2 separate regions of the Homo sapiens genome follow, and region 2 is linked to region 1. A link is an interaction called in ENCODE POLR2A ChIA-PET data of the cell type or tissue named here. Cell type or tissue: CD4-positive, alpha-beta T cell. All regions are shown on one strand. Links, peaks and the distances in the headings refer to the core of each region. The heading gives the core; the rest is flanking DNA. Region 1 has its middle 89 kb from the start of SP4. Region 2 has its middle 160 kb from the start of SP4.

Region 1 (5,386 bases), core at 138-5,137:
ACGTGGCCTTGGAGTTAGCTTCTCATCCACCAATTCAACCTAAAATGCTTTCTGTAGGTCACACTCTCAGCGTGCAGTCTTGAGAACAGCGGCTCCAGTGGCACCTGGAAACCTATTAGAAATGCAAATTCTTGAACCGTACCCCAGATGTACAAAATCAGAAACTGTGTTTACCAAGCCCCATAGGGTGCTGTGATACAAACTACAGTTTGAAAACCACCGAGCTGTAGAATTGGTGCAATGTGGAGAAGAGATAAAAACGTACAGAACCAAGGATAGTACTGCTAACACATGGTGGATCTTAAATAGACTGTCTGTCACCTCTACCCTTCATTCCTACCCTCACTCTGTTCTTCCTCGGCTAACCTTCTTCTAGCCTTTTTTCTTGTTTCTCAGCAATTCCCTTCCTTCTTTCTTCCCCATTCCATCACAAAGAAACACTCCAACATACTTAACTCTCCTAGGCCAATTATTGATAATGTGGTCCACATGGTGATAAAAGAACCAATTAGTCCAAATGCATTTTCCTTTCACAGAACAAAAAAAGAGCTAACTGGCTATTTAAAGTCATGTAGAAACCTCCACACACAAAGCCCAATTATTTGGCTGGATTTTTCACTTTCCAATTGCTTCTGTTGGTGCTATGTAGACAAAACCTAAACTAATTACTCTGTAGGTTTCTGGCTCTAACAGTATCAACAGAATGTGGAAGTCATAGATTGAAGATGCAGCCAAATGGGGTTCCTGGGAAGAGGAAATAAGCAATGGTTTTTCGCTTAATGTGGGTCCATATTTATTTCTAGTAAAAGCACATAATGAAAATTGCTATGTATACTTGCTGACAAACACATTGAAATGAACAGAGCATCATTACTTGGCACAATACAGTTTTTATTCCATAGCTCTTGTTTGTATGACATTTTCATCATTTACCAGAACTTTGTTTTTCTAATCACTAGATTGATAGAAGTAAATACGGAGTATCAGGAAGAAAGAAAAAGCTTGAAAACAACCAAGTGCCATGCTTTTATCAATCCCATTGCTTAATTGATAATCAGTGCATTTCCATTCAGTTTTAAACCAATTATTGTGATTTAGCTGTACAAAAGAAAACTCTCCTTTTAAGCTATTTGAAGTACTAGAAATAACTTTTAAAATGCCACAATTGAAACAGATTTGTATTAGGCAGATTATGTACAATCGAGTATTAATTCTATTCGGGCAATTGTCAAGAAGCTTCAAAAATATTGTCAGGAGAGTTTGTACTGTGATATATGGAATCGTTTTAACCCTTTTAACATCTCCCTGGTTTAAAATGTCTTTAGCACTGAGGGACTTATCAATCTTTATCTCATTTCTTTTAGGTCTATTTTTCAACGGCCCCCAGGTGCGCTGGCTTCCCTTCATGAAGGGTCAGCCTGTATTTCCTGTGCTATTCTCCACATCAGACAAAGAGGATATAAACAGCCTGAGAATCCCAGAACTGATTGCTGGGCTCCTGTGGCTCTCCTGAATTAAAATCCTCATGGCTTTGCGGAAATAGGTGAGGGCTTCTTTCTAAATTGGGAACCATATTTAGGAACTCAGGCTTGGTCCTCTGATTAATTTTCTTTTTTTCTCTTTCTTTCTTCTTTTATTGTTATTATTATTACTATTATACATTTTATAAAGATTTGCAATGTATCAAGCATCGTTGAGTAAATCTCCACCCGAAATTCAACCATGTAAAATGCTAGGTTATTGCCAGGTTGGTAAAATGATCTGAGCCGGCCAAATTGTAGCCAGGCAGATGGGAGCTCCAGAGCCAGGGAGACAATTGCCAATTACACGATATCTGAAATTTACATCACTGGGGCATTTTGGAATATTTTTACATATATTACATCAGTTAATTCTGACAGAACCTTATGAGGGAGATATGTCTGTTACTCCCATTTGACAGATGAGAATGTTGCCATTCAAAGAGGTCAGGTACTTTGCACAAGGAAGCAGATCATTGTCATTCTCATCTCTAGCCCAGATGTGACTCACTCAACAGCCCTAGCTTTCATCCACCATTCTGTAATTTCCTGTCTTTGTCACTCTCCTTAAAGCTAAAAACCTTACCCAGAACCCCAGCTTGGTGTAAAAACAGACTTTCCCAGTAACACCAGAAGTTCCAAAAACTACAGAACTCTGCCTCTCCTTTGCACCCAGTGTCACGCTCTTTCTGCCTGATAAGACCTTATAACCTCTTTCAGGAACCACCCACTTCCCATGTTGAGTGCCGCTTGAATCACACGAAGTGGTGTTAACACTTATGATATGATCTTAACCGAGTAGCTTGGCCTCTCTTATCTCAGCTTCCTCTTCAGCAAAATGAGTATAATAATAATAGTCATGTACTTTTGTCATGTGGATCACAGATAGCATAGATGTAAAGCCCCTGCTCTAGTACCCTAGGGACCTAGGTGCTCAATCAATGAATGGTACCATCCTTGTTTTTGCCAGTGCAGCTACCAGTTTCTCTATAGTTTTTTTTTTTAATTTTTAAAATTATTATACTTTAAGTTCTGGGGTACATTTGCCAAACATGCCAAACGTTACATAGGCATACGTGTGCCATGGTGGTTTTCTGCACCCATCAACCCATCATCTACATTAGGTATTTCTCCTAATGTTATCCCTCCCATTGCCCCCCCATCCCTCCCATTGCCCTGATGTGTGATGTTCCCCTCCCTGTGTGCTTGTGTTCTCATTGTTCATCTCCCACTTATGAGTGAGAACATGCAGTGTTTGGTTTTCTGTTCCTATGTTAGTTTGCTGAGCATGATGGTTCCCAGCTTCATCCATGTTCCTGCAAAACACATGAACTCATTCTTTTTTATGGCTGCATAGTAGTCCATGGTGTATATGTGCCGCATTTTCTTTAACCAGTCTATCATTGATGGGCATTTGGGTTGATTCCAAGTCTTTGTCATTGTGAATAGTGCTGCAATAAACATACATGTGCATGTATCTTTATTGTAGAATGATTTATAATCCTTTGGGTACATACCCAGTAGTGGGATTGCTGGGTCAAATGGTATTTCTGGTTCTAGATCCTTAAGGAATCACCACACTGTCTTCCATAATGGTTGAACTAATTTACACTCCCACCAACAGTGTGAAAGCCTTCCTATTTCTCCACATCCTTGCCAGCATCTGTAGTTTCCTGACTTTTTAATAATCACCATTCTAACTGGAATGAGATGGTATGTCATTGTGGTTTTGTTTTGCATTTCTCTAATGACCAGTGATGATGACCTTTTTTTTCATGTTTGTTGGCTGCATAAATGTCTTCTTTTGAGAAGTGTCTGTTCATATCCATCGCCCACTTTTCGATGGGGTTGTTTGTTTTATTCTTGTAAATTTGTTTATGTTCCTTGTAGATTCTGGATATTAGCACTTTGTCAGATAGATAGATTGCAAAAATTTTCTCCCATTCTGTAGGTTGCCTGTTCACTCTGCTGATAGTTTCTTTTGCTGTGCAGAAGCTCTTTAATTTAATTAGATCCCTTTTGTCTATTTTGGCTTTTATTGACATTGCTTTTGGTGTTTTAGTCTTGAAGTCTTTGCCCATGCCTATGTCCTAAATGGTATTGCCTAGGTTTTTGTCTAGAGTTTTTGTAGTTTTAGGTCTTACATTTAAATCTTTAATCCATCTTGAGTTAATTTTTGTATAAGTTGCAAGGAAGGGGTCCAATTTCAGTTTTCTGCATATGGCTAGCCATTTTTCCCAGCACCATTTATTAAACAGAGCATCCTATCCCCATTGCTTGTTTGTGTCAGGTTTGTCAAAAATCAGATGGTTGTAGATGTGTGGTGTTATTTCTTCGGCCTCTGTTCTGTTCCACTGGTCTATATAGCTGTTTTGGTACCAGTACCATGCTGTTTTGGTTACTGCAGCCTTGTAGTATAGTTTGAAGGCAGGTATTGTAATGCCTCCAGCTTTGTTCTTTTTACTTAGGATTGTCTTGGCTGTGCAGGCTCTTTTTTGGTTCCATATGAAATTTAAAGTAGTTTTTTCTAATTCTGTGAAGAAAGTCAATGGTAGCTTGATGGGAATAGCATTGAATCTATACATTACTTTGGGCAGTATGGCCATTTTCACAATATTGATTCTTCCTATCCATGGGCATGGAATGTTTTTCCATTTGTTTGTTCCCTCTCTTCTTTCCTTGAGCAGTGGTTTGTAGTTCTCCTTGAAGAGGTCCTTCACATCCCTTGTAAGTTATATTCCTAGGTATTTTATTCTCTTTGTAGCAATTGTGAATGGGAGTTCACTCATGATTTGGCTCTCTATTATTGGTGTATAGGAATTCTTGTGATTTTTGCACATTGATTTTGTATGCTGAGACTTTGCTGAAGTTGCTTATCAGCTTAAGAAGTTTTTGGGCTGAGACAATGGGGTTTTCTAAATATACAATTTTGTCATCTGCAAACAGAGATCATTTGAATTCCTCTCTTTCTATTTGAATACCCTTCATTTCTTTCTCTTGCCTGATTGCCCTGGCCAGAACTTCCAATACTATGTTGAATAGGAGTGGTGAGAGAGGGCATCCTTGTCTTGTGTTAGTTTTCAAAGGGAATGCTTCCAGCTTTTTGCCCATTCAGTATGATATTGGCTGTGAGTTTGTCATAAATAGCTCTTATTTTTGAGATATATTTCATTAATGTCTAGTTTATTAAGAGGTTTTAGCATGAAGGGGTGTTGAATTTTATCAAAGGCCTTTTCTCCATCTATTGAGATAATCATGTAGTTTTTGTCATTGGTTCTGTTTATGTGATGAATTATGTTTATTGATTTGCGTATGTTGAACCAGATTTGCATTCCAGGGATGAAGCCGACTTGATCGTGGTAGATAAGCTTTTTAATGTGCTGCTGCTGGATTCGGTTTGCCAGTATTTTATTGAGGATTTTTGCATCGGTGTTCATCAGGGGTATTGGCCTGAAATTATCTTTTTTTGTTGTGTCTCTGCCAGGCTTTGGTATCAGAATGATGCTGGCCTCATAAAATGAGTTAGGGAGGAGTCTCTCTTTTTGTGTTGTTTGGAATAGTTTTAGAAGGAATGGTATGAGCTCCGCTTTGTACCTCTGGTAGAATTCGGCTGTGAATCCATCTGGTCCTGGGCTTTTTTTAGTTGGTAGGCCATTAATTATTGCCTCAATTTTAGAACTTGTTATTGGTCTATTCAGGGATTTGACTTCTTCCTGGCTTAGACTTGTGAGGGTGTATGTGTCCAGGAATTTATCCATTTCTTCTAGATTTTCTAGTTTATTTGCATAGATGTGTTTATAGTATTCTCTGATGTGATGATAGTTTGTATTTCTGTGGGATCAGTGGTGATATCCTCCTCTTTATCA
Region 2 (5,386 bases), core at 102-5,101, 72 kb before region 1:
GAAATGGGCAAGTTGAAAAGTATAGGGGTGTACTTGCCTGCTTGATAATTTATATTAGAAAAGGCAGGGAGTTACTCTAGAAAGAAGCGGGGAAATAAATAAATTCAAACAGTTATGGGCATGGGCATAGGGTGAAAAAAATTATGGAGATCTTAGAATAAAGAAGAGAGATGTCAGGGCAGGTGGCATATATGGGAGACATTAAGAGACAAAAACAGGCTAGAGGATTTGAAAAAGTTTTATAGTGCACACTAATGTAATTCCCCTTTGACATTTTCTCCATAAATTTCATAAAATATTTTAGTTGATTTTAATTTTATCTATTTATTTGTTTGCTTATTTGTTTGCTTTACCATTATATCTTTGAATGTGACTCCTTATTTAAATTGCATTAGAGGGTGCTTCAGCTTTATATGGATTTTATTTATATATCATTCTATAATATACAAATCATACCATTCTATGAATTAAGAAATTCAGACCCAGACAGAAAAATCCAGTTCCTTTGGCACCTGAGTAGTTGTCAAAGACTTCAATGAATCAATCAGTTACTTTTCATTTTATAACAAGTCATCTCAAAACTTAGTGGCTTAAAACTACGAACAGGGCCAGGTGCAGTGGCTCATGCCTGCAATCCTAGTGCTTTGGGAGGCCGAGGCAGGAGGATCACTTGAGCCCAGGAGTTCAAGGCTGCAGTGAGCCATGATTATATCACTGCACTTCAGCCTGGGTGACAGAGTGAGACTCTGTCTCAAACAAACAAAAACTTCAAACAGTTATTATTTGTCATGATTCTGTGGGTTGGCATGGCTGCCCATAATTCACATAATAGCAGAAAGATGCCCAAAAGCCTCTTCTTGAGTTACCTTTGCTATTGTCCCATTGGCCAAAGCAAATTCTCTGGCAAAGCCCAGAATTAGTATGGGAAGTAGAGTCTATTTATTGATAGAAATTGCTGCAAATCACATTTCAAAAGGGTGTGGATAGACAGCGGGGAATGATTTGTGGCCATTGGTGCAATCTCCTATTCTCAGGGAGAGAACACGTTAGTAGTGTAGTTTATCTAATTTACAGGCCTCAATACCTAAAGTGAACTGCTATAAACTAAAAAGCAGTTAACTGGGGAGCTAGAACTACCAGTACTGGGTCTGCACAGAAAAACTTGAGTGGCTTGCCTACAAATAGTGGGACATCCTGGGTCATGGCATTTTTTGTGTGCTAAAACTGGGACAGTCTCAGGAAAACCAGTGTGGTTGATCATCCTACAATGAGTAGCAATAATTGAAAATAGCAACAGTGGAAATTATTTTGGGTCATCTTTGAATGCTTAGGAAATTCCTCCATGTTTATTTGTTTTTTGTTTCCAAAGATCCAGCTTGCTAAAGACAGGTACCCACCCTTACATGTACACAGATGTGTTATCAAATATAAACTTGCTGTAAAGGTATCAGTTGTAGAATATACCGAGAATGTAGTAGTTAGAAGGTAGATGCCAGTATTGCAACCTCCTTCAGATTTTTAGGCAAGTTATTTGGAAGAACTTGTCCATGTATGTAGCTAATTCCAGACCCTCATTTCCTCCCTCCCTGCCAAACCTGGACCTTAAATTTCCAAGTGCCCTTCCACTAGTGCAAAGCATGTATCAGAATCATTGAGAAAGCCTCAACATCAATTCCTGAAACCTTAAGCCAGACCTATTGAATCAGATTTCTAGGAAAGAGCTCCAGAAATATGTATGTCTTAGTCCATTTTCTGCTGCCAAAAGAGAATACCATAGACCAAGTAATTTATAAAGAAAATAAATGTATTTGGCTCACAATTCTGGAAACTGGGATGTCCAAGATCGAGAAGATGCATCTGGTGAAGGTGTTCTTGTGTCAAAACAGAAGGCATTACTTGGTGAGGAAGCCTAGAAAGAGAGAGAGAGGAAAAGAGGAAAAATGGGTTGCAACTTACCCACTCTCCATATAACACCCTTAATCCATTCATAAGGGTGGTGCTCCTATAACCTAATCACCCCTTGAAGTTCTTACCTAAAAGTACTGTTGCACTGAGGATTATTAAGTTTCTTAGAAATGAATTTGGGGGGACACATTCAAACTATAGCAATGGTTGGTTTGTTTGTTTGTTTGAGATGGAGTCTCACTCTGTCACCCAGGCCGGAGTGCAGTGGTGGGATCTCAGATCACTGCAACCTCCGCCTCCCACATTCAAGCAATTCTCCTGTCTCAGCTTCCTGAGTAGCTGGAATTACAGGTGTGCGCCACCACGCCTGGCTATTTTTTTTGTATTTTTAGTAGGGACGGGGATTCACCATATTGGTCAGGCTGGTCTTGAACTCCTGACCTCGTGATCCATCCTCCTCGGCCTCCCAAAGTGTTGGGATTACAGGCGTGAGCCACTGCACTCAGCCACAATGTATTTTTTAGCACCTAGAAATGAATAACAATAAACAATGCCATATGAAAAAGATCACAAGATATGAATAAAGATTTAACAAAAGAGGAATGGTCAACCAACATAGGAAAAGATCATCTCTTGAGCAGTCAGGAACATTCAAATTAACTAAGATTAATTAACTAGAACAAAAGAACATTTTATATCCATGAGACTCAGCAAAGATTTTAAAAAGTAAAACACCCATATATGGCCAGGACTCTGGAAAGCTGTGCTTTCAGAGATTCTCAGGGGAAAGTTTCGTCACTACTGTCATTGCTATAGAAAGAAATATGGCGGCATCTGCTAAAACACACACTTTCCTCTGGACACAGAAATCCCTTTTTTTTTTTTTAACATGGATCCTATAGAAATTAATCACCAGTGGTTCATTTATATATACTAGGATGTTGACAGAAGCACTGTTTACAGTAATGAAAAGCTGGAAACTCGTTAATAGTGAAATGGTTGGAGAAAACTGCAAAATAGACATTCTATTGAGTATTAAGCAGCTACTAAAAGGAATAAATTGGGTCTATATAAATTGGTCTGGAATGCCTATGACGTATTACGTAAGAAAAAAATGTGTAGCCGTTAGACTATTTTGTAAAAAAACAAAACAAAAAGATTCTGCAAAACCCTTCTATAAGTCTTTGTATATTGGTATGTATATAGCCGTTCAGACATAAGAAAATGATGTGAAAGGATAAACACCAGATTGTTAATATCGTTTCTTTTTTTTTGGAGATGGAGTTTGGGGAGTTACCAAATGGAGAAGGTGAGGAATTTTTTTTTTTAATGTGAGGGATTTTTAAAAATGTATCTTTGCTTTATCTCATTGTAGCAATAAACACTTGTTACTTTCATGATTTGTGAAATGAAATATAATAAAAATGTTAGGCTGGATGTGGTGGCTCATGCCTGTAACCCTAGCACTTTGAGAGGTCAAGGTGGGAGGATTACTTAAGCCCAGGAGTTTGAGACCAGCCTGGGCAACATAGTGAGACCCCTGTCTCTACAGAAAAATAGAAAAATTAGCTGGGCATGGTGGCACGTGCCTGTAATCCCAGCTACTTGGGAGGCTGAAGTGGGAGAATCGCTTGAGCCTGGGAGGTTGAGGCTGCAGTAAGCTATGATTGTACCACTGCACTCCAGCCTGGGTGACAGAGCCAGATACAGTCTCAAAAATAAAAATAAAAATGTTGTATTAGTTTCCTAGTGCTTCTGTAATAAATCACCATAAACTTAGTGGCTTAAAGCAACACAAATTTAATATTTTACAATAAAATGAGTAAGCAGGTTAAATAAGTAGATTTTAGCTACTCCTGTATAAAAATGTCACTATGTAAAATGATAGATATGTTAATTTGCTTCACTATAGTAACCATTTTACTATCTATATGTTTCCTGTAACATCATGTAAGACTCAAATATACACAATAAATTTTTTTTTTTTTTTTGAGACGGAGTTTCACCCATGTCGCCCAGGCTAGAGTGCAAAGGCGCAATCTCGGCTCACTGCAACCTCCACCTCCCGGGTTCAAGCAATTCTCCTGCCTCAGACTCCCAAGTAGCTGGGATTACAGGTGTACACCACCATGACCGGCTGATTTTTGGATTTTTAATAGAGACGGGGTTTCACCATGTTGGCCAGGATGGTCTTGAACTTCTGACCTCAAGTAATACACCCTTCTTGGCCTCCCAAAGTGCTGGGATTACAGTAGGGAGCCACTGCACCCAGCAGTTTTTTTTAAAAAAATGAATAGTCAGGATTGTGTTCCTTCTCGAGGCTCTGGGGAGAATCTGTTTCCTTGCCATTTCCAGCTTCTAGAAGCTGTCCATTCTTCAGCTCCAGATCCCACATCACTGGGACCTCTGCTTCCATCTTCTAGTCCTCTGCTCTGACTCTCACACTCCTGCCGTGCTCTTAGAAGGACCCTTGTGATTAGATTACACTGGATCTGTCAGATAATACGGGATAATCTCTCTTCTCAAAATCCTTAACTTAATCACATCTGCAAAGACTCTAAGGTACAATACTCACAGGGATTAGCATGTACTAACTTGAGGGTCTATAATTCGGCCCACCATAGTGTATTTTTTAAAATACCTTATTTATTTTGAAGCTCCTCAGGAAACCTGATATTCGAAAAGGCTTAGGAGCCCCTGTCCTAAGGTATTTCTCTGACTGTAGCTATAGTTTTCCCTGCTCAGAAATTGACAGATGGCAGCAATTTTTCTAGTGGATCCATTAAGGTAAGCCTAGGATTATACCATTCCTTTGTATTCTTATTAATGATGTCACATAGACATAGCCATTGTCATTGTTTGTTTCTGGAAGAGTTCATGTCTTCCCTGTTCCTACATGACTCTAATTATCTTATCAGAGGTGTCCATCGCATTAAGACATGTCCCCTTAGAAAATCTTGTCATGACCCTTTATCATCAGGCCTAACTGTCACAGAACCTCTTATGGCACAGACAAAATAAAGTTTCAGTTGATACTTACGGAGTTTTGGTTTCTCCATTAAGGGGCTCATCTTGCTGTTTCTCTAGAGTGACTGGGCCTATTATTAGGCTTGACCTCATGAGGGAGACCTTACAGAAACCAGACTATATCCGTGGATGGCCCATCTCCAGACAGACAGGAGCTGTTAAAAAGAAATAAACTTCACATTTGGTGCACTATTACTACATAAGAACTACTTTGGTTCTCCTTCTGACTGATTAGTAATACACCAGAGAAATGTTCCCACAAACAGGCAGTAGCACTCTTGTCTACTTAACTAAGTGCGTGACTGCTTTGCGTGGAGAAATCTGAAGGTAATATATTCTGGTAAAGTGGACTTAAGGTTTTAAGGAGAACAAATACAAGAAATATTGATTCCAGAATTAAATCAATTGTGTTAGAATTCCATTCTCTTGTTTTTTTGATTATCCTTAGCAGGGC

The links. Peaks named below come from ENCODE experiments on the same cell type or tissue, not always from the same donor. Only the 100,000 strongest peaks of a DNase experiment are listed, where the experiment ranks them.
Region 2: POLR2A ChIA-PET joins it to region 1 with 6 read pairs; 2 of 35 experiments call an interaction of 5 or more read pairs at or near these places.

Annotation. Positions count from the first base shown.
Region 1 is chr7:21,336,825-21,342,210 of GRCh38, forward strand. No RefSeq gene overlaps it. Among named protein-coding and RNA genes, the nearest start is that of SP4, 89 kb to the right of the region's middle. RefSeq lists silencers at 1,934-2,134, 2,154-2,354. In CD4-positive, alpha-beta T cell, for the core only: no CTCF peak of the experiment used is centred there; a DNase peak (open chromatin) is centred at 2,157; H3K27ac peaks cover 840 bases.
Region 2 is chr7:21,264,868-21,270,253 of GRCh38, forward strand. No RefSeq gene overlaps it. Among named protein-coding and RNA genes, the nearest start is that of SP4, 160 kb to the right of the region's middle. In CD4-positive, alpha-beta T cell, for the core only: no CTCF peak of the experiment used is centred there; no DNase peak of the experiment used is centred there.